Regions from separate parts of the Mus musculus genome. Here all the other regions are linked to region 1. Evidence: chromatin loops called from intact Hi-C (ENCODE). Cell type or tissue: heart. All regions are shown on one strand.

Region 1 (8,000 bases):
GCAAGAAAATATCCCAGAACAAAGGGACACCAACTCCAAGTCAAGGGTGTCACCAAGTTCAGCAGTAAAAACAGCCCCCATCCCCCAATGCACAGCCCCAGAAGAGAATAGATAAAGGGACCATTCTAAAAGCTTCCTAAGGAAAGAAAAGCTTAGAGGCCACATGCAAAGTCTGAGAACTCTAGAAGGGATATTTTCAGGAACACATTCTGTAGAAGACTTAGCTAAAGAACCAAAACCCAAATGTGACAAAGTTATTTCAAGGAAACTACATAACTATAAAAGAAATGTAGCATTATTAGACTGTTTGCTAGCTCTAAGTAATATGGTTGCATGGTTAAATAATGAAGATATAAAGATGTTGTCCAGAAATTGTAACAAATCATGTTGTGGAAGATGAGGGGAGAATAAGAAGTATACGTGAACAAAAATTCTCAAGATTTCTGATGGTCCCTCAATGATATGTGTATCAAAGTGTCATTACATGATGGAGCTGAAAGTGGGGTGGAGAAACAGAGTGGACAGGAGAAGATGAGGGCTGACGGAACAGTTGGGACCTGCTGCTCATAGAAGGGTTAGTGTTCTAGCATCCAAAGCTATGTTTGTGTGCTGCTTTGACACTGTATAAAAATAATTTGAAACAAACTAACAAAATGACAGTTCTGTATCCCACAAGATGAAAGTGTGCCCCTGGGGCATGAATCTGATGATATAGTGAAAAGTGTCAAATTACTGAGGGTCTCAAGTTCTGTGCCACTTTGTGCTTTGCTTGAAAATTAAACAAGGAATTTTCCTTGCAAGGACATCTGCCTCTCCCTTTATAACACTAGTCAGATTTTCCCTGCCAGTCTAGAGAGATTCAGCAGTCACTTGAGAACTGAGTTCTCCTCCAGTGGCGGAAAGGAGGCGTTACTTACAATCTGATATCTAAACACATCCATATGACGGGTCCTTATCCCATAGCCAAACTAACCCCCAGAAACCTATATTCAACTAGGCAGCTTAGGATCTGAAGTGCTGTGTCCTCAGACCACCCTTTCAAACAACTGAGCATTAAGAGCGGACTGTGCCTTGCTTAGTAACTTTTGGAAATTATGTTGCTATGTGTGGCGATTTCCTCATTTGTCAATGACAGTGACAAACCCTGTTCTATGGAGCTGTGATTCAACCAGAGTGTACATAAACAGAGACTGTTGTTTTCATTATAACTAACGGTTGGCACAGAACTCTCTTTTTCTAGAAGTCTGCCTCTGTTAAACAAAGCATTCTGAGAATTATAATATCTTTGCCGGTATTCGTTCACATATACCAGGATTGACTTGCTCTTACAGTAGATGCACAAATGTCTGTTGTCTCTAGTTTTTGCCACAACTGTGTCCATTTTCCATTTTCCTGAAATTCTCTAGGCAGCCCAGAGTAAGCACCACCCTGCCCTCGCTCCTCTTCTCCCTCCTTTCTGTCAAAACACTTTCCCCTCAAGGATTCCTCTGTTTTTCTTGAATGGTCCTTTGGACAATCTAATGTGAGCATACAATGCCTCAACAGGTCCACCAGACAGCAAGGTCTCGCCTTCTCCCAAATTCCAGCCTGGAATTTCCATCTCTTGGTGGACACCATAATGAGAATCACCTGACGACTCAGAATCTTCTCAAGGCCCTCTCTACAATGGCCTCAATAGTCCTGGTTAGAATACCTGGAGTCTCCCTAATCCAGCTTCTTCTAAAAACTAGTCATGCAAAGTACACTAAAAACCAACCAACCAACCAACCAACCAACCAAACAAACAAACAAACCCAATCCCATAGATTCCATTTGCATGTTCTCTTTCCCAGTCTTCTCCTATCTCAAGCTCAGCCCTGACAGCTACAGCAGCCTCCTAATCAGTTGCTTCCTATTCCATCAACTGCCACTTCAGTGCATACTACACAGAGAGACTTTGATCACATCGAGTCCGCTTTTAAACAACCAAAGGCTCCCTACTGCCATATCTTGACACATAAGACCTTCACACTGATGTCCAGAATGACAAGGCCTCCAAACCACACCCACCACTCTCCTTCTCACACCCTATGTTCCAACCAGACTCAGCTGCCATGGTTCTGAAACATCCCTGGCATTTTGAGGGACGGAGCATGAAATAATTAGCTACTGCATGCCATCCTAAGAATCCTTCCAGCCCATATCGGTTTCTTTAATTTCTTCACAAACAAATAAGCTTGTCTCCTGCTCTCCTTGTCTCTTTACAGCTCTATTTTCATACTTTTTTTTATTAATACTCATTTTCTTCAGATTGATAGCATCATTGTCCAGGTCCGGCATCTTTGTTGCTTTCCCTCACAGAGGGAACCTTTTTTCCTTGTCTTTGTGGTTGTTGTACCATGCCTGCACTTTGCATACATCTCCTTGAGAATTGTCTTTGAGCTGGAACTCATGAGAACACACTTCTAGACCTTTCCATATTTATCAGATATACTTAACAAATCAAAACTTCCTGAATGAGTTTCGCTTTGATGATGCTATTTGGTGCTGCTAGTCTGCAAGCAATAGAGATAGAATTGCTTTGTTTGAGTCAATGGTTGAGTCAAGAGTCCTATCCAAGGATGGAGGCATCTCATATGTGACTTAATAGAAGGCATTCTTCCCTCATCAGCTCATTCAGATTCCCAAGTGAAAGTCTGGAACATAGACCAAACAAATACGCAACAGAATGTGTGTGTGCACGCGTATGCATGAGGTATGTGATGCGCGCGCGTGTGTGTGTGTGTGTGTGTCTGTGTTTGTGTGCATACTCATGTTTGCTTCTGTTACTAAACTAGAAGACGGATTAGGAGTGGAGAAGAAGAAATCTTCATGGAAGAGGGAAATATAGTAATGAAATACATCCAGTATGTAGAGGGGAAACTAGGGGAAGGAAGAGAAGCAGAGGAGAGGGCGGCACAGGAGAGAGTAGTGGGAGAGGAAAGGATGGTAAAGAAGGTAAGATACTATGAGGAAGCACATTACTTGTAAGCTAACCTACCACATTGGCGACAGGACTTTGAAAGAAAGTGGGTCCTATTCTTAGGATTCTACTGAGTATTAAGCTCAGCTGTGCCACTGCAGTTATGAATGTGACCCTGGGCTGGCTCTGCTAAGTTGTTGACTGGCTATGCCACTCTACATACTGACTCCAAGGCTGTTCTGCTCACCTTTCAACAGTGATGCAGAGACATCGTGGCTTTACCCTATTCAACACCATAGGAGGAACGGAACTACTCTCTGCTGCAGGTAGCAAGACAGCTTCTGATGTCACCAAGTGTCAAATAAATGGAAAGGGGGTGATCCATGAAGTGACCCAGCCCTCTCGACTTTAAAAATAAAGACCACACACTTGTTGCACGGTGTAAAGTCACCAGATGTGGCAGAGGAGTGACCTCAGCAGTCAGGTAGTGAGCCTCTGGTAGAACTCACTCCCGGGCTTTGTGTAACTGACTTCAAACTTCAGAAGGGAGAGCCATAATTTCGAATCTACCTTACTTCCACAGATAATCAAGTTCCCTATGTACCAGTTATTTAAGGTAATAGAAGAATTTCATAAAAATCAAGAAACTATACAAGTTCATAAAACCCAGTTTATGGGTTTTATGGAAACAGAAATAAAGCGGATAGTGTGAAACTTTAGAGGGTGGAAGTGAGCTGACAGGGATGTAATACCAAAGGATGAGCCTTCTCTCCATTTCCGGGGCCATTTCCATGTCCATTCACAGTCTCTGACTTCCTCCCGGGTGCGTAGCAGATTTTAAATCAGGACCCTTCCGGAATGATTGCTGTTTATGTTCCCTGCCAGCCTATTAAGTCCAGTCTGGCCTGGCCTGAGTTCTCCACCGGTCCAACCTCCCCAAGCCACAGATCCTGCAGCAGACAGACTTTGGGCAGCAGGCGGCGCTGCAGAGCCCGTCCCCCCGACAGGAAAGCCACAAGCCCACTGGCCCGGAGGAGCCACGACCGAAATGGGTCCCCACGTCCCAACCCCTTCCTCTCAGGACACTCTTCCCGCACGCGCAGCGCATCGCCGAGGGAAGTAGAGCAGTGCCCTCAGCATCTTTGCCTCTGGAAGCTGGCCCGGCGCTGTATTGTTCGAATGAACAGGTTCTTTTCTCAATCATTTGGTTGCTAACTGCTACTTTTGCAGAGGAAAAGAGAAACAACAGAGACGTGGAGAAGGAAAAAGTCAGAACTGGAGGGAAGGGGGAAGAGTCACCGGCCCTGAGCCTTCTGGGACCCATCGTCCAAGTTGGCCCTAAGAGACTGACTGTCAGAGCCACTGCCCTCGGGTTTGGGTGTGAGCACGCACACCTACAGGGAAGCTTTCATCTCACTCAGTGCACCCCGCACAGCACTGTGCCCCGCTGAGCCCCGTCCTCCAGCCTCCACGGCGAGCTGGAGAGGCATAGGGGGACCAGCCGCAGGTCCTGTGCACACAAAACGGTCCAGGACCTCCGGGTAGCTCCGGGTTCGAGTCCCAAATCCTAGCCCAGGTGGCCTCGTTCTCTCTCCCCGAGCCCCGCCGTCGGTGATGGTCCACGGGCAGTGCATGCATGCACGTGAGCCTGGCCCGGCCCCGCTTAGCGCCGCGCTTAACCAGTCCGGATCCCGAGCCTGGTCCCACCCGCCCCGCTCGGCCGCGCTCGGGTACTCACGCGTCGGGCCCCGGGGACGGCGGCGCGCGCGGGCAGGGCGGCTCCAGCCCGCCGTTGACGCCCCTCCAGCCCCGGCGGCGGCGCTGCGACTCGCCTCCCTCGGCCTCGCCATCCTCCTCCTCCTCCGGAGCGGGCAAGGTCACCCTCGCGGGCTCCCGGCACTTCTTGACCTTGGTGGACATAGCGGCCAAGCTCCCTGCCGCCCGCAGTCAGCAGCCCAGCTGCCCCGGGTCAAGCACCGGGCCCGCGGAGCTGGGGACGCCCGGGCGGAGCGCGCGACCTGCAGCGGAGCTTGGGGTCCGCGGCCGCGCTGCCGGCTGTGCGCGGTCTGCCGGCCCGACAGCATCGCGGCGAGACGGCGCGGTTTCCCTGCGAGGAGAGGGAGGAGGGGGGAGGAAGGAGGGATGGGAGGAGGGGAGACCAGTCCCTCGCAGACAGCGCTGTGCAGGAATCAGACAAACCAGCAGGTGGGGAGCTGAGAAACAGCAGAAACTTCCCTCCACCCTCCTTTTTTACCAGAGACCCAGAACCCTCATGCATCTGTAGACACAAGTGTCCTAGGAAAGGAAATGGAATACTCGACCTGTTAGGTTTTTTTAATGCACGCTCAGCTATCTAGATTTTTCAAAGCAAAGCATTGCTAGTTTCCCATTGTCAGGCTTAGCAGAATCCACAGGGGTTTAAGTGCGGTTCCTGGGTCCCTGTGCCTCACAGCCAGTCAATTTCTAAACGTGTGGGATGCTAACTCGAGTTCTGTACTTTTCAAGAAGCGTTTTTCAAGGGAGAAAATTGTTCGTTTTTTGTTTGTTTGTTTTTGAGACAAGGTCTTATTCTGTGGCCCAGGATGGCATGGAAGTCAGCATCTGGCACAGGCTGGTCCACACCTCACAGCAATTCTTCCGTTTCGGCCTCCATAAATTACAGCAGCAGGTGCACATATGTGTGCTGGGGTGTGAGAGACCAGAGGTCAAACTCTGCTAGTCTTCCTTAGGTCATCCACCTTGGTTTTTGTTTGTTTGTTTTGTTTTTATTTTTTTGAGACAGAAGCTTTTTCTGGAACCTAGGGGTTCCTGGATTAGACTAGACTAGGTTGTGGGCCAGCAAGCCACAAATCTGTCTATCTCTACCTCCCCAGCTTGTGCCAACACAGAAGGTTTTAAAGAGGGTGCAGGGAATGGAACTTGCCCCTCCTCCATTATTTTTAAAACTTAAGGGAATGCACTTTGAAATTCAAGGTCACTCAAATTTCGGGGATGAAGGGTTACAGAGTATGATCAATGAGAATTTTAGGGAGCAGAGAACCGAGGTGTAACTCCACTCAGACCCAAACAGTATTCAAGACTTTCTGTTACGTCAGTCAGGCAGATGCCTTCGCAAAGGCATACTGGGAAAATCACAGAAATACCAGCTGAGCTCGGTTAAGACAAGGGAGGTTAGTTCACTGCTAGCATTATTTAGTGGCTACTGTGCTTCATGGAGAAATGGTTCTCTCCGAACTCAAGACACAAAAGTACGGAACTGTGGCTCCCTTTCGCGTAGCTCTTCAAACGCACATAAAGTGCTGTGGATCCCTTGCACTGGCAGTATGCAAGCAAAGGTTCAAGGAAGCACTGGCGTTTTTTGATCCCTGCTTCGGGAAGATGGGAACGTTTGGAAATTGCTTCATGTGCTACTTCATAGGAAAGTGTTAATTTCCACAACCGAGTTACCAGATCCCCTTTGATTCCATCTTTGAAGAGACTTCACAGAAGACCCCCTGTGCACTTCAGTAGCTCTACCTCCAGCCAGGCTCTCGTGGTCCTCCCGGCTTCTGTAGCATACCTCTTCCCTAAGATGGAGATTTTGTTCAAACAAAGTCTGATCATGACTGTTCTCTATTAAAACCAACAAACAAGCAAACAAACAAAACAAACCCACTGGTGACTCCTGCTTTCATTTTAAAAATCCAAATCTGTCGTGTGTCTTAGGGTTTTATTGCTGTGAACAGACACCATGACCAAGGCAACTCTTACAAGGATAACATTTAATTGGGGCTGGCTTACAGGTTCAGAGGTTCAGTCCATTATCATCAAGGTGGGAACATGGCAGCATCCAGGCAGGCATGGTGCAGGAGGAACTGAGAGTTCTACATCTTCATCTGAAGGCTGCCAGCAGAATACTGGCTTCCAGGCAGCTAGGATGAGGGTTTTATAGCCACACCCACAGTGACACACCCACTCCAACAAGGCCACACCTACTTCATACAAACCATCACATTATGCAAGCCTTCTGTGACTTGACCCTAACTCTCCAGCGTCTTCTCTTGCTCTGCATAATGGACACATCTGTACGTAACTCCTGTCCTGTACCACCAACATCAAGGTCACTTTCCCGTTTCCCTGTCTCTGTGTCATTTACCTACACTGAACTGTCTTATTATTCACCCACCTTCTATTCTCCCCCAAAGAGCCAGAGAGAGGTGGCCTCTAGTCTGACAGTCTCTGATGTCCATCTGGAGTCCCAAGAGATCCAGGAGATCCTGAGTGTCTCTTGTGTATGAGATCCCATCCTTCAAGTTAACTCCTGTGTGCTGGTCTCCTGTTTGAACTTCACGTTCCTTCTTGGTTTTGCTATTTGAAAAACCCATCTTCTGTCATTGCCATTTAACCGAGTCCATTGTGCACAGGATGAAGACAGCACATGCTGAATGAGTTGACAAGTTCACGGGTTTCTAAAATTTACACATCAAATTCATGACCTGGTCTTCTAAGGCTCTGGGGGTGCAGGAGTCCCAAGTATTTGTTAACAGAGTCTACCATAGCAACATTTCAAAGATGGAGTGGCTTAAACAACCAAAATGTATTGTCTCATATCAGGGGCTGAAAGTCCAAGTTCTAAGTGTGAGCAGACTTATCTTCTGTGTCCTCTCTTCTTGGCTTGGGGGGGGGGCGGGCGGGGTGAGGAGGTCTTTGCCCTGTGTCCTCACATATCCTTCCCTTTGACCTGTCTACTGCTTTCCTTTTCTTATAGAGACTTCATTCACATTAGGTTAGGGATCAAAATAAATGCCACCACATTTTAGCTTCTTTCTGTCTTTGAAAACCATCTCTAACTAGTGTCATATTCTGAGATCCTGGGGATTAGGGCCTGAACATTTGAGTTTGGGGCACAGACACAGTTTAACCTATGATCTATGCTGATTCTCATGGGACAAGGGGCCTATACCATCAGAGGCTAATGATCCTGATTTTGACACAAGGTCTCATGTAGCCGAGCCTGGCCTCCAACTTGATAATGATTTTCTTATCCTCCTGAGTACTGTGGCTGTGAATGAGTGCCACC
Region 2 (8,000 bases), 81 kb after region 1:
TTAGGGTTGAGTGCTCCAAAGTTTCTCTCTCACTCTCACACTCAGCTGTGTGTTTTCCCGTCAGTTACTATCTACCACAAACAGAAACTTCTCCAATGAGAGCTGATCAAGGCATACACATGGGATACAGACATACAGAATGTCATTAGGAATCATTTCATTGCTATTTCCTTTAGCAGAACGATAGTGGTGGGAGTTCCTCGAGGCCCATCACCTGTCTAGTCTCAGGTTCTTAGACACTTTAGCAGTGTCAAGTATCTCTTGGAGCGGACCTCAAATGCAATTAAAAACAAAGTGGTTGGCTACTCCCGTAAGATCTTTTCCACCATTGCTGCAGTCGCTTACAGTTAGGTCACTATTGTGCATCATGAGGTTTGTAGCTGGGTGATATTAATGAGTCCCTCCCTCCTCCTGCAGAGCATCTTCTAGCATGACGATAAACTTACTTGGATTATTCTCCACTTCTTACATCTCAGTACAGCCTGTGCATAGAATTCATACCTTCCTAGTCATTATTATTGCATTTTCTGCTTTCCTCTATATATCGGAGCAGTTATAAAATTCATATGAAATTTTAAAATCTTCTGTGTGAACAAACCCACAGACATAAGAACAAACACTGCTTGACAGTTTCAATCTCACTTGATCTGATGGAAGTGAATTGGGTGGAGACGTGAAAGGTGAGGCTGCATGGAAGGCCGCCAATGCTCGGGTCCTTTGCCATTAATGGCTGCCATTACACTCTTCCTAAGTGGGGCCAAAGAACTCAGTGTGTTCTTTCTCCTTAGACCTGTAGCTCACTTGTTAAACTTAGAATCTGGGTATTTGTAGAAAAATATTAGCAACATGAACCAAAGTGTGAATTAAGCAGCATAGGGAAACATTTCATCTTGTTTCATGGGTAAGTGGATGGCTTAAATTAAAACACTGGCCACTGTGGAGTAAAATCAATGGTGTCAAGTTGTTAGCTACTGTATTCCAGACCTCTCTCCCTGCTCTAAATGACTTTGTACTTCCCTGCACCAAAACCAGTGTATACTTGGATAAGTGTATAGAACGTTGCTGGGCTCCTGAATTACAGACCGGTGTTCTAATCACGGAGTTAGGAAAGAATAAATGACGCATCAGTCGCCCATGCTGGACGCCTGTAGTTGGTAAAAAGGGAAGTGAATAAAACATAATAATCATGGCAGGCAAGCTGATGTTGGAGGAGAGGGAGGGAGTGCAGAGAAGCAAGGCTATGCCTTTGCCTGCAGTTCACAGCACTCCATTAGCATCTTGTGGTATTAAATAGCACCCCAGTAAACACTGCTGAGCACAAAAGCTCTCAGAAAACATTCCTTGTTTCTTCAGTGCTCTCTACAAAATGCAAGTCAGCACCCTACAGGTACCCAGCAAATCAAAGAACTAGGAAAACAACATCAAATGGTTGCCTAAGACACAGAATGACTGGAATGCAGGACACCAGAGGAGGTGTACACAAAGGTAGCCTACATTAGCTGCATTAAAACCCAGGTTACCACAGAGGCCTCCCTGGTGGCATCCACTGAGCAAATGTCACACAGCACAGGTCATTTTGCAAGCCTGTTCTGCTGAGACACACATCTGTAATTGCAGCTATTCAGGACGTTGAGGCTGGGGGTGGCAAATTCAAGGCCAAATTTGAAGGTTACAGAGTGTCTTTGCTTGGGCTACTATTGCTGTGATGAAACACCATGACTAAAGCAACTTAGGGAGGAAAGGGTTTATTTGACTAACATTTCCATATCATGGTTCCTCCTCAAAGGAAGTCAAGAACACAAATAGTACAGGAACCTGGAAGCAGGAGCTGATGCAGAGGCCACTGAAGGGCGCTGCTTACTGGCTTGCTCCACATGGTTTGTGCAGTCTGCTTTCATATAGAACCCAGGACCACAAGCCCAGGGATGGCACCACCCACAATGATCTGAACCCTTCCCATCAATCACAAATCAAGAAAATGCCCTAGAGTCTTGGCTACAGCCTGATCTTATTTTTCTCAATCGAGGTTCCTTCCTCTTAAATGACTTTAGTTGTGTCAACTGACACAAGACTTTGCAGTAAAAAGAAAAATCTAGTTTAAAGTTAAAGGTCGAGTGATTACGTAGCATGTATGAGCCTTGAGTTTGATCCCCAATCCTGCAAAAGAAAGCTGGATTGAGAAATAATGTTCCAAATGACACACAGTGGCCATCACTCTCTATCCAGCCACTTGGGATATACTAGACTGCTACTCTATAGTCTACTCCCTTTTGAATAGAGATGGCTGAGCTATGACTCCCAATAAATGTTTCCTGATGTCCTTTGGAATCCTCACTCCCATCTTCCAGATTTTCTGTTTGCCTCTATGAGAAAGTTAAAACATCTCAAAGAATGTTAGGAGATTTCCCCATTCCCATGGCTCCTCCTACCCACAAATGAAATGTTATAATAAAATTTAACCTGGGCTTGGTTGCATGCCTATAATCTCAGTATTCAGGGGGCAGAGATAGGAAGCTCTCAAGTTTATGGTCATTCTGGGCTACAAAGTGAGACTCCCGTCTCAAGGGGGGAGGGTTTATAAATCAGCAGTAAAATGCTTGCCACACAAACCTGGTGATCAGAACCCAACACCCCCTGGACCACGCGAAGGAAGAGAGAAAGAACCCATGGTATAGAGTTGTCCTCTGGTCTCAGTGTGTGTGACATGGCATGTCTGTCTGTCACCTCCCACCAGACCACAGATATCTCATGCACACAGGAATGACAGAACCAACCAACCAACCAATCAATCAATCAGTCAATCAATCAAGCCAGTGACAAAAGCCAAAGAGGAATGTGGTAACACTATTTTAGAAATTAAAAAAAAAAGACTTTAACAAACTGAGTAGATATTTCTCAAAAGAGAAATGCAAGTACCCAGAAAAATACTTGGAAAAAAGTGTTTAACATGCTTAGCCATCAAATTTAGCTTACGGCAAATTAAAACTGCCTTGGAAATCTGTGTCATCCCAGTCAAAGTGCCTATAATCAAGAAAACACTCTGGCAAGGATGTGGGAAAGAGAAACCCTTTAAAAATATTTATTTTTAAGGCTAGACTTAAACGTGATATGAAGCAGAGGAAAGCCTTGAGATTCTGGTCCTCCTGCTTTTGCCTCTTGAGTGCTGGATTATAGATCTGCATCTGCATCTGCATCTGCATCTGCATCTGCATCTGCATCTACATCTACATCTGCATCTACGGCATCTCTCCACCTCCATCTCACTCTATCTATCTATATCACCAGGCTTGGTTTATCTGGTCCTCGAGAGCAAATCTAGGTCATTGTACGTACTAGGAAAACTGAGCTATCTCTCCAGCCTCAGGAAGAACATATTTATTCACTGCTAGTAGGAAAGTAAACTGATACAACCATTATGGAAATCAGTATGGAGGGTCCTTAAAAAATGAAAAACAGAACTACTATGCAATCTGGTTGGGCCACTCGAGTAAATACCTGATTTAGAATCGACATACACAGAGATATTTGTGCACTCATGCTTATTATTGCCCTGCTCATAATAGCCAGGAGATGAAACCAGCATGTTCATCAACAAACGCATAAATGTGGTGCATAAACACAACTGAGTTTTATTTGACCATAAAGAAACGTGAAACCATGCAGAAAAATTGATAGAGTTGGATGTCGTGATAAGCAAAGTAAGCCAAACTCAGAAAGACAAGTACCACATAATTTATCTTACATATGGAATTCTAAAATTGTGTGTGTGTGTGTCTGTGTGTCTGTCTGTCTGTCTGTGTCTTTGTGACAAAAAAAGAATCATGAGGAAGAAATCTTTGGGCAAAGAAAGGGTAATGGGATGCACGTGGTCTGAGAGCAAGAGGAGAGGAGGCCTCCAGGGAATAGTACGGAAGAGAACAGCAGAGAGGCAGAGACACCAATGAGAATGGGAGCAATGACAATTATGTGTAAATCGCCACAATGAAACCTGCTACTCCATGCACTGACTTGAAATTTAACTTTCAAATTATATTAAGAATACTCTTTTCTTCTTACTTGGTTCTGTTTTGCCCACCAAGCTCTGTCACCTTCTTTGGACTTTGAGAGAAATGTGACTGGGTCTGCAACTCCTCTCAGCCCATGAAATTAGTTTCTTTTGTTCCATCAGATATTTTGATTTGACATCTTTAAGTCATTCCCATGTTTTTCTGATTTGTTGTTTTTTTTCTTTTCCCCCAGTTTTGTTTTGTCTTGTTTTTGCCTCTTCTTTTAGTATTATGAAAACAAAGTAATAGGGCCTATTTTTGAAAACTATAAACCTCATGTTTAAATGTGGCTTTCTGGGAATACTGGGTTAAGTGCAGGATTCCAGATGTGCTCTGTCACATGACAGGACACTAATTTTTCCTGATTGCTGAACCAGATGCTGTGTTCTCAAGCAGCAGGACACCAGTGCTCCCTTCATTCAGTCTCTCCTTCACTCAGGCTGCCTTAAACCAGGTCTCTGTCTATGGCTGCATGCTTGTTTTGAAAGAGATGGTCCCTCGATCAGAATTTTTGATGCCTGCCTTTTGTTTATTCCTATATTATCTTCATCTTTTCTATTAAGTACTTAACCCCTTGCTTTCCTTAATAACTTATCTACTAAGATTCCATCAGGTGTTTTATAAATCTTGGGCCTACTACAATTCAGACTTTGGCGCATTCTTAGAGACCTAGGTAGGGTATAATTCAGAAAACAAAAACCTCTTTAATTGAAAACAGATCCAGATTAAGATTTAGAGTCTTGGATTTCATACTTAGACATGTCTTGCTTATCTGGAGTCTGTTTTTTCATGTACCTATCTTTGAACAAAGGATGACTTTAACACACCATCCTCTCAAACATTGAGAAAACCTGCAGGTTCAGGCTCTCAACGAGCTCTCTGTGACTGACTGTGGAATAATTATCTTCTTAAGTAAAGTAGCTAGGAATTGTCAGTTAGCCCATCTAACGCAAGTGAACAATAACACACTGGAAATTCCACTGTAAGAAGAGCTTAAGACACTGTATTTTTACTTGTGTTAAATAATACAAATTCATTTTTTAAATGGCCATATAAAAACAACATCTTAATGGTACACTTTAATCATTGTTCTCATACTAGAGTAATATAACATACATTTAAAAATCATACGAGCAAAGAAACTTCCATTCAAGTTTGGTTATAAGATCCTTCCAGTTTCATCCAGACCTGCGCCTTTAGCTACCCTGCTCACTGTTCACTGTTGTTCCTTAGCCTGCACGTTCAGCCCTGACCTGCCCTCTAGTGCATGAGTGCTTGACAGGACCACTTGCATGTCTCAGAGAACCCCTGTGCCAGCATGTTTGAAGCTGGGTTCATAGACCTCTCTCCTCCAGTACTCTCCACGTCAGGGGACAGCCCTGATCACCTGTGCAAACTTAGAAAAGAAAATGCTAGTTTCTGCCCTGATAGCACATTGAAGTTTGTCAATGTGGGAATTATCTACACTATAACTTACACAGTAAAATGTAAGTGTGTCCTTAAAAAGCCATTAAAAGCACACCCTTAATAAAGGGAAAATAAGTGAGCCATTCTATGACTACCCCAATAAAACTATTAAACTGGCTTATAAAACGTTTTAATGAGAGTAAATCCGGGTATTCTCTTGAACATATTGCAGTCAATAGTTGCAAAATATTTCCTTGTGAATCATCTATGTTACGGTTGCCCATTCTCAGAAAAGTGGGTCTCTTCCCTTTGACTGTGTGTACATGAGTATGTAGGTGACCACGCATGAACACTGGCATGTATATTCCTCTGTTGTTTTCCACTCTACAGCAGGGAGACAGCAACTCTGACTAAAAGCTTCCTCTTTAGCCGAGAAGGCTGGCCAGCTAGCTCTCAGCCTTTTCCTATTGCACTGATGCTGGGGTCACAGGCAGCCGGGGTCAGCTTTTTATGTGGGTGGTGGAGATTTGAACTTGGCTCATCATGCTTACATCTTAACTACTGAGCCATCTTTTTAGGACCCATATCCTTCTATATCCTTTGCCTTTATGAGTTTGGAAGCTATTAGAATAATGAAAGAGGAAGAGATTTGGAACTAATAAAAGGCTGTTATCTCTAACACTCTGGACTTAGGCGCTGTGCTTACACTACAAACCGGAACACAAATCATCTTCGCTCCACATGGTAGCTATTGGGCACAATCTGTTGTTAATACACATATTATGGGAAAACAAATCCATCTCATGTTGGGGAAGGTAAAATGTGTCTTTGTTGAATTGATGTTGTCAGGAAATTACCCATGATTACCAGGCTTCACTTCTGCAATAGCATTCCCACTGCAGTAGAACGTGAGCTTCTCCTTTCTCTCAGGAAAACAACAAGAAATACGCTAAGCTTCCTTCTTTCCTGTTTTCTTCTTTGTTTTTTAAGCTGCCAGAAACTGAAAGCCAAATTGAAGCCCCCAGTTTTGGCCCCTCCTGCTGCCCAGGAACGTTCCCTCTCCCTGGCCATGTCTGTTTTCTTGTGTTTTACCCCTTGTTGAAATCTATTTCTTCTCTTTCGAGACACAATACATTTTATTAAAGAATTAATGTGTCTTGACTCAGCAAAAATAGAAAATTGCTAATGTAATATATTTCCAGATATTTGCAAATCATCAGCAAGCTGAGCTCTTAAAATCATGGGCAGGCAATATCTGCTTTCCTCTCTCTTGTGATTTATACACACACACACACACACACACACACACACACACACACGAGAGAGAAAGAGAGAGAGAGAGAGAGAGAGAGAGAGAGAGAGAGAGAGAGAGAGAGAGAGAGAGAGAGAAAGAGAGAGAGAGAGCTAACAAGGAACACTCCATGAACACAGACAGCAGGAGTTCAGCAAACATTAACCAGGATGTGTGACGGTCTATAGGAAAATTCTGAGCAGACTTCACATCCACGACTTCTACTTGGAACCGTCACCCCCGCTGCTGCACTCGTGCTGCGGTCAGCCATCACATCCAGGTGGAAATGGAATTTTTAAAACAAGATGGTCATTGACCTCAGCAGAAGGAAAAGAAAGAATGGCTTTCAGAACTTTAAATTTCAGATGAACTGCCTCACTGTAATTGGCTCTAGGATCAGTGCCCTACAAGGGCCTGCTCCTGTGAACACTGTAGGTCTTTTGAAACCTCCAGTCCAGTTGCCGAGCCTCAAAGTCATTCAGCTCTCTCTGATTTTTATTCAGTGTACTTTTGGAAGTACTTTTAATAAAACTTGTAAGCAACCACAAGTATCATAAGACAGAACATTTATTGGCTTGCTCTGGAAAGGTTGTGGGCTGGCCCAATGAGTGGCTTGTGACTCCATTGGTAGGGCCCATCATGGTGCAAAGCCTTGTTTTGATTGGCTGTAATTGCCCTGCGCTCCTAGGTACTTTCTTAGTTGTAGACTTTAGCTAGAGCATACACTTAAGTCACCATTTGGATACAGTTCCTCCCCATCCTCCCATTGTCCCATCTGATCTAGAAACAAAGCTTTTCTTTTCCTTCAAACATGCACAGAGAATAATCCATTTCTGGCAGAACGGTAGCCTTCAGACTGGGATTTTAACCCGGGTACTCACATGCCGTCCACTTCTGTAGGTTCGCTGTTGAAGCCAGGCATGGATCAACGGGGAGCAAAAGCCTGTCTTCCCATGTTTCAAATATTTCTGGGGAGAGATGAAATTTTCAGATTCCAAATTTTTATGACAGTGAAGACAGGGTGACGACTCTCCGTTTCTCTCCTTCTGGGTGTTAATTATTCATTGAAAAGCTTTTTAAAGACACAGTTCAATATTTCCTTACTGACCTGCTCTTGATAAAACTGCAGGTAGGGATTGGAGTCCTTGACTCATTTTGACAGCACTGTTTTGCTTCTAAATTGCTCTTAGGCGGTTTTCGGGAAGTGTGGCCGTGGACTGTTGGTACATTAAGGGCCATCACTACTCACCATCATC
Region 3 (8,000 bases), 66 kb after region 1:
TCTCAGCCTGCCTTCTTATAACACCTAGGACCACCAGCCCAGGGGTGGCACCACCCACAGGGGCCTCCTTCCACAGCTATCAATCAAGAGAATGCTTCATGGACTAACCTGGTAGAGATATTTTCTTATTTGAGGTTTTCTCTTCCAAAATGACTCTGACTTGTGTCAGGTTGACATCAAACCAGGCAGAACATGTACTATGAAGGTCTGGGAGTCTTGCTTTCTTTGTCCCGACTGTATGCTTCATGAAGAAATTAAAATAGGAAATCTGAATTAAAGTGTGAGTTCTTCCTGCTCTTTTCCTTTCACCTCATTTTCTTCATTTCTTTCTCTTATCGTTCCTTTAGTCCTATGCCCTTGGGGAATTAGCTAAGTGAGGAAATCTGTGTTGTTCTCTTTGACAATCTATATCTAGAAGAGCCTGGTGAGGTAGCACACTGTGACAAGGCAGTCGGCATTTCTCTGTTTTTACTTTACATCCTTTGGTTTCTGCTCATGGTGAGAATAGATGTTCTGATATTCTTTTCAGTTTGGAATCCTAACTCTATCCTCAAGTGTATGACCTGCGGCTGGGTGAGAGCTCAGGTGGTGAGAAACAGGAGACCTGAGGTTCCCAAAGAGGCAGCACTGTGCCCGCCACCTTGTTATGTATGCTGGAGACACCAGCTGCCCATTCAGGAAGTCTGGGGGATGCCCAGACATGTGCACAAGTGTTCTCCAGGGCATCTCTGAATCCCATTAAGTTTCAGAAGCACCAACTTCAATTTTTACCTTGTTAGGACTCCCCAACCCTCCTACCCAGCACAGTTTGAAGCTTCTTCAAATGTCTCTGTGGGAGGTGGACCACAGGTGTATCGTGACTGGAGAGAAAGAAGCTTTATGTGGGGGCAGAGAGGCAAGCTGTAAGTAGAGAACAATGATAGCTACACTGTAACACTCCATTGCCTTTCCAGTGTTCTTATTGCTACTGTTTTAAAGATGTAGCCAAACTGTATCTACCAATTTACAATGTTTACATAATATCAAACTTAACAAATATCAATCTGAAAATGCTTCTGTCTATCAATTAAGTTTCAACTTTAGTTCAGCTCCAGCAAGGCTAGTCCTGTGCCTGGAATTGCCCCATTGGGCTATTTATTCCACTGAACATCCAATTTAGTCTTAGGTTCAATTGATCCTAGGCCTATGGGTTCATCCTGATAAATATTTCTCCACACTGACAACTTCTCTTACATATGGTTTGTAAGAGGCTAAGCCTGATTACTCTGAGGAACAGGCACTCCACCCAACCCCGGAAGCTATATCTGGCCCTATTCTGTTCTGATAAACATGCCTATTTACAGGCTTCACAGATGTAGAAGGCCAGATTCAACTCATCGCAACATACCAGACAGAGATACTGGGATGGCAGGAAGTTAGCTTAGGCTACTGAATGCCTGTGCAACTTCAAGGAAACGACTCATTCCACAAAAGCCTGTGTCTTCATTTACAGAACAGAGAGATTATTTCCGTCATTGAACTCCAGCCGGGATTAGGAACCTGGAATGGAACCATATTTGGTTTTAAGGCAGATTAATTCCTACCCTCTCCCAAATTGATTAGTCTTTGAGGGGCAAGCTATCCCTTACCATTTGACATGAGGAAAAAAAATGCCACTTTGATATGTGAGAGATTTGGGTGTAGGTCCTAAATGTTAACAGTTATTATATGTGTCACTTTGGATAATTTAGGCTCTTAGACCCCCTTGTCTAGAAAATGGGAGTAATCATAGAGTTGAAGATATAAATATATGAAATGCTCTCCAGGCACACAATATTGTTGTTAAATTATAGTAGCTTATCTCTAGCTTGGCTGTCCCACAGTTGGGTCAGAATAGTTCTGATTTTTGAAACACAATTAATGATAAAGTGATGATGATGGTGGTGATATAAATCCCATCTTTTACTACAGAAAGGAAAAATTTATATGTTGGAACCATAACGTCTTACTTCTTTTGTTAGAGATTTTCTTTTGACAACAATTCTTTTAAATGTGTGCTGGGAATTATAATGTACAAGTGAATATAATTGAAAAGACCCAGATTTCCTCTTCATATCAGAGGGCTTATGGATGATGTAATTGGAGGACTTTAATGGAAGAACTATCTATTAAAGTGCCTAAGGGAGCCTGCCCCCCAGCCTGAGAGGCAACAAGGGGCAGTGGTTCAAGAGTGTGGATAGAGTTAGAGGCCTGGGCAGGGCTGCACCATCTGTGAATCTGTTACTCCTCCACGCTCAGGCTGTGCTGCCTCTCACTGTCACTGAAGCATCTGTAAAGGCCGGCGACCCCAGTGAAGTACCACTGACTTGGTCTGAAACAACAGAAGTTTATTCTACTATATTTCTGGTGAAGAGCCATGCCCCCTGTATAAAATGGGGAGGAAGGTCTGGATGCTGGTCCTGGACTTTGGTTGCCTGCAGGAATCTGTCATTCCCTTGGGAGTTACTAGTCACTTTGGTCCTTCATCCTCACACAGATTCCTAGCACCTATGTCTTTGCAAGGATGGACACTGGCCAGATAGGATTAGAGGTACCCAGAACCTTGCCTAAAACATGATACTTCCAAGCAATGTTCCATTCTGGCGTCCCAGATGTTAGAACACTTGCATTTATTTTTTTGAAGGGACAGAGTGGACCCTCCAGCAGCCAGCTTCCAGCACACAAGCAGACGGTGTCCTCCCTCCCTGGCCTCTTGGCTCACTCTCTACAGTGACCATCATTGGAAGCTTTGCTTCACTTTGTATTGAGGTAGAAGGTACTCAGAGTCCATGGGGAGAAAGTACACAGTTCAGGTGGCTCCACCAGCTTGGCATGTCCTGTCACAACTTCTGTATCTGGACACAACATAAACAACAGCTCCAACGTCCCCTGGACTCACTCCCTCCCATCACCGCTACAGGAAGCCCAGGAAAACCCTCTTTGCTCACACCATGGGCTCATGTCACCAGTGTGTCAACTCTGTTCGCAAGTGAAGTCATGCAGTGTGTTATTTTGGTATTTCTAAGAATAATCTGTGTCCTGTGTATTTGTGGTCTGTTAATCACGTTCTGTCAATCCCACGGGACTCCAGGATCTGAACCCTGAGTTTGTTTTAGTTACTATGTTCTCAACCTTCCTCCTTAGTCAGCTGTTTCAGCTCCCTCAATCCTTCCTGTTTATGTCTGTCTCACTCTTTCTACTGTTACCACAGCAACAGTGTCCTCCCATTCAAATAGTGCCTGAGCTGGCCCTTCTCCCCAACTTGAATTTATCCTTGGCAGACAGGGTAATTTGTGTCACCTGCTCATGAAATAAGGAAGCCTTCCAACTGCCAATCAGATCAACTCATTCACACCAATCGCATATCTCCCTATTTACCATCGCACCATATCTACCTAATCAAGTTCCCCCTTACATAACATATCCATCTGGCTACATCCATCTTCCACCACCTCTCCAACTATCTTTACCATGTCTTTGATCATCCCTCTATTGACAAGGGACTCAAATCTCATTCTGAACTGTATTTCCAGTGATAAGGTAGAGACAATATCAAAAACACAAGATAAAAGGAAATGTGAACAGCATTTGTTTTTATAGAATCCTTATTTTACAATATTGCTAACACTTGGGATTCGGCTATTGATTTCTGTAGCCCTGAACAGTGTGTCCTAAAACTGTCTAATCTCTGCTTCTTGTATAATCAGATTTCCACTGTTAGAATGGAAATAAGTATAGCTATCATTTATGAATTATATAGGGTGCAGGGGCCCTTATTACAAAGCAGAGAAGTAAGGAATTAAGTATTTGATACGGTCCAAGCAGATGATCACTGGGTCATACACTCAAAACTGGATTAACATCTATGCAAACTGAGACATCGCTTGTCGGGGGAGTTAATGATGCTTTGATTTCATTGGTGCTGTCAGTTTGAATTCTGATGTATCAGACTGTTATTCACATGCCCATCGCAGCCTTAGTCTTCGCTAATTACATCTGTGCTGAGTTAGCTTTAGAAGAGGCTACAGCACAGTGGCAGCTGACCAGAGGTGAGAACACAGGTCCCTGGTGAAACAGCCTGGGCCAGGAGCCTGGCAGTCTGAGTAGCAAATTAATTTCTCACAGATTCCTGGCTTGCCTAAAAGATCTATGTAGAAATATATAGAAAGCTGAAACTTTAGGTCAGGTATTTAAATACTCTTTTACACTATGATACAAAATTCTCCTTTTTTGATTAAAAAATCTACCACTGCATGATGGGCTCATTGCCTCATTGGTATAGACAAAGGTATGTGTTCTACTGGGGGAGTCTCATTTATTATATAAACGGTCATGCTTGTGATACCCGTGGATGAAGCACAGTGGTAGAATGCTTGTCTAGCACACACAAGGCTTGCGGCCAGGCTCAGTCTCTAGACCTTGACTGTGGAGCCTCATGCCTCTAACTTCAGCATTTGGGAGGTAAAGGCAGTAAGACTAAAAGTTCAAGGTCATCCTTAGTACAAACTGAGTTCAAAGCCAGCCTGACTACACGAGACTTTGCCTACAAAACAAAACAAAACAAAAAACAAACAAACAAACTAAGCAAAAACCAAAACCCAACAATTATGACTATTATAGCTCCTAATCAACAGAAGTCCTATACCCAAGAACCATGGGTCCTAAGTTCCTATGATGTGGCACAAAAAAGGAAGTGACAGTAAAGACCCAACAGCATGGAAAAAGCATTCATTTGCAGCATCTGGGGCTGTCTCCTGTCTCTGCTATTTATAAGTTCTCTATAAGATCATAATGAAGACCCATCTCCAACCTACATCTAAATCCTTCCAGGGTGTGCGCTGTATTGACCGCTGACACCACAGATGAGGTGTTCCAATGGGTGTGTTTTCCATTGAGGTGCTCTTGTAGCCAAAATACTTCCAAACCATCAATACATGTTTATATTCTGTAGTTGTTCAGTGTAGCATGAACCTCATTTACAGCAGCCTTCTGTAGATCAATGCACCACGAATTGATGCTCTGAAAGACGAATTTCCATTTATTGAATGCTCAATTTCCTTACTTAGCAAAAGTGGTTTTGATATTGGCTGAGAATGAATGACGTTAGTTACTGATGATTAGCACATACAAAAATAATGCTAATATGCCTTTTGAAGAATTGGCTGAAAGAATCTAAAATGCCTCAAGTTTTTAAAAAAAAACTAGAAAATCTCTCTCTGAAAGTAGTCAAGATGATCTTAGCATATATGGAGTGTTGACAGCTTGGTTTCAAGCCAAATGAAACAGGGAGATGTGGTGACAGTTGATTGAGAAATTTGATGTGAAGACCATGTAATGCTCTTGGGGTTGGAGGTGGGGCTGGAATAGGTCATGTGATGAGGCTGATGGAGAGCTCTAGCTAGAAGTGAGGGGTAAGTCATATAACCTCAGACCTTAGAATTAGCTATTTGGAAAGAGACGACGGTTGACATGCCCTCTGGTAAAATGTAAACTGGTAATAAATCAGAATCCTAGCTATTGATTTTCCCCATATAGAAGAATTTTTGTTGTTTGAAATGTATCAAGTAATTAATTTGAAATGTATGTGTGTGTGTACACACTATATGCAAATGCACACAAGTGTGCATTCGTGGGGAGACCAAAGTCAATATTGGGCGTCTACCTCCATCGCTCTCTACCTTAGCTTTTGAGACAGGGTCTCTCACAAAACCTGGAGTCCATCAGTTCAGCTAGACAGTGAGTCTCAGGAATCCTCTGTCTCCACCTCCCAGAACTTCGGTTACAGGCAGAGAGCAGCACACCCAGCTTTCTAATGTGGGTGCTGATCAGAGCTTAGGTCCTTGTGCTTGGACCATCTCAGACGATGGAGATGTGGCTCTGTGTCAAAATCAGCGTCTTTCTTCCTGTGCATCACTACAGAGTTGCTTCAATACTCAGAACTCTGTCATCTATGTTGCTAGTTGCTAAGTTTACAAAATAAAGAAATTGGTACCTATGTTCCAGGGTGTCTTTGTTTCTGTAGTGATGGCTGTCCTAAACCTCAGTTGTCAGTCATGACTTCTCAACACTAACAGTAATTCCTCTAGTCTAGCCTGAGTGAATTTACCACACCAGCTACCAACTTCCTTTGTAGTGGTCAGCTATTGTTCATCAGGCATGATGGTTAATCTCCAGGGTTGTCTTAGCTAGGTTTGGAATCTCTTAGGAATAACCCTTCTGCACATGTCTGTGAGTGTTTCCAGATAAGTTTAACTAGAGAGGGAAGATCCACAGTAAATGTGAATAAACAGCCTACATACTTCCAATGCTGCTGTACCTTCCTACCACAATGGACCCTTTCCCCTCTGTACTGGCTAGTTTTGTGTCAACTTGACACAGCTGGAGTTATCACAGAGAAAGGAGCTTCAGTTGAGGAAATGCCTCCATGAGATCCAACTGTAAGGCATTTTCTCAATTAGTGATCAAGGGGGAAAGGCCCCTTGTGAGTGGTGCCATCTCTGGGCTGGTAGTCTTGGGTTCTATAAGAGAGCAGGCTGAGCAAGCCAGTAAAGAACATCCCTCCATGGCTTCTGCATCAGTTCCTGCTTTCTGACCTGTTTGAGTTCTAGTCCTGACTTCCTTTGGTGATGAACAGCAGTATGGAAGTGTAAGAGGAATAAACCCTTTACTCCCCAACTTGCTTCTTGGTCATGATGTTTGTGCAGGAATAAAAACCCTGACTGAGACAAATTGGTACCAGGAGTGGGGTATTCCTGTGACAACCTGACCATGTTTTGGGGAGGACTATGGAAGGATTTTGGAACTTTGGGCTAGAAGATCCATTTGGTGTTAAGAGCTCTGTCAGATGTTGTGTAGGAGCTTGGAAGATAATGTTAAAAACAGTGCAGAAGATGGAGGTCTGGCTTGTGAAATTTCAGAGGGAAAAGTAAAGACTCTTTTCGGGGCCATTGTTACTTTGGTTGTGAAGATTCTGTGGTTCTGGTTAGCTGGGGCTGAAGAATCAGCTGTGATTAACAAGATACCAGAACTACTAAAGCAAAAACTTTGAATTACTGGGACTATTGATGCTGGTTAGCTGGAGCTAAGAAATTAGCAGTGATTAAGAAGAGACCAGCATCGTTGAGGTGACATCTTCTGGGAAGTGTTTTCTGAAAGCACAGAGGCTATGTTCCAGAGAAAGCCAAGGTTGTACCTTGTGCTGTGGCTGGACTTGGTAATGTGTAAGAGTCACCCAGGTGGTACTGGTTTTGAAGGTATGAAGGTGTCATGCAGAGCAGCTGAGGCTCGGCACTGTGAGAGGCCATGGAAGGCCATTGGTGAAGGTGCAGCCTCAGTTGCAATTGATGGCCCAGGACTGAAGGGGTCATGCAGTGTTTTGGAGATGCCAGTACCATGAGATGACCACCAAGAGCAGCAGCAGTGGAGTACAGGCATCTGGAGCCTAGAGGACTACGTGTGTGCTACAAGGGGCATGACTGGAGAAGTGGCCCAAGCCCTTGGAGGAGCCCAGAAGATCGTGAGTTGGATCCCAGACATTGGACGGTTGGAGATTGATTTTTGCTTTGATTGTGACTGTGCCCTGATATTTCCCCTTTTGAAGGAAGAAACTGTTTTAGTGGAGCCCACAGTTAAAAGACTTTTAATTGTAAAAAGACTTTGGATTTTAAAAGTGATGGATATTTTAAAGAGATTGAAAATTTAAGAATATGTAAAGACTGTGGGACTTTTAAAGTTATTTAGATCTTGGGGATGAATAAGAATGTAAGGGTTGAGGCTTACTAGTGATGTGTTTGTGTGTCAAGTTGACAAGGGGTCAATTGTACTGGCTAGTTTTGTGTCAACTTGACACAGCTGGAGTTATCACAGAGAAAGGAGCTTCAGTTGAGGAAATGCCTCCATGAGATCCAACTGTAAGGCATTTTCTCAATTAGTGATCAAGGGGGAAAGGCCCCTTGTGAGTGGTGCCATCTCTGGGCTGGTAG

Evidence for each region. Peaks named below come from ENCODE experiments on the same cell type or tissue, not always from the same donor. Only the 100,000 strongest peaks of a DNase experiment are listed, where the experiment ranks them.
Region 2: it touches region 1 in a loop (2.2-fold over the local background); 2 of 42 quality-filtered maps call a loop at or near these places.
Region 3: it touches region 1 in a loop (2.2-fold over the local background); 2 of 42 quality-filtered maps call a loop at or near these places.

What each region holds. Positions count from the first base shown.
Region 1 is chr3:36,685,119-36,693,118 of GRCm38, forward strand. Trpc3 (transient receptor potential cation channel, subfamily C, member 3) reads right to left here and starts at 5,049. Exons shown (of 12, transcript NM_019510.2): 1 at 4,680-5,049. The coding sequence starts at 4,861. In heart, CTCF peaks have their summits at 3,913 (motif pointing right) and 5,147; DNase peaks (open chromatin) are centred at 3,923 and 4,913; H3K4me3 peaks cover 1,804 bases; H3K27ac peaks cover 1,247 bases.
Region 2 is chr3:36,765,858-36,773,857 of GRCm38, forward strand. No RefSeq gene overlaps it. Among named protein-coding and RNA genes, the nearest start is that of Trpc3, 80 kb to the left of the region's middle. In heart, no CTCF peak of the experiment used is centred here; a DNase peak (open chromatin) is centred at 4,464.
Region 3 is chr3:36,751,539-36,759,538 of GRCm38, forward strand. No RefSeq gene overlaps it. Among named protein-coding and RNA genes, the nearest start is that of Trpc3, 65 kb to the left of the region's middle. In heart, no CTCF peak of the experiment used is centred here; a DNase peak (open chromatin) is centred at 3,023.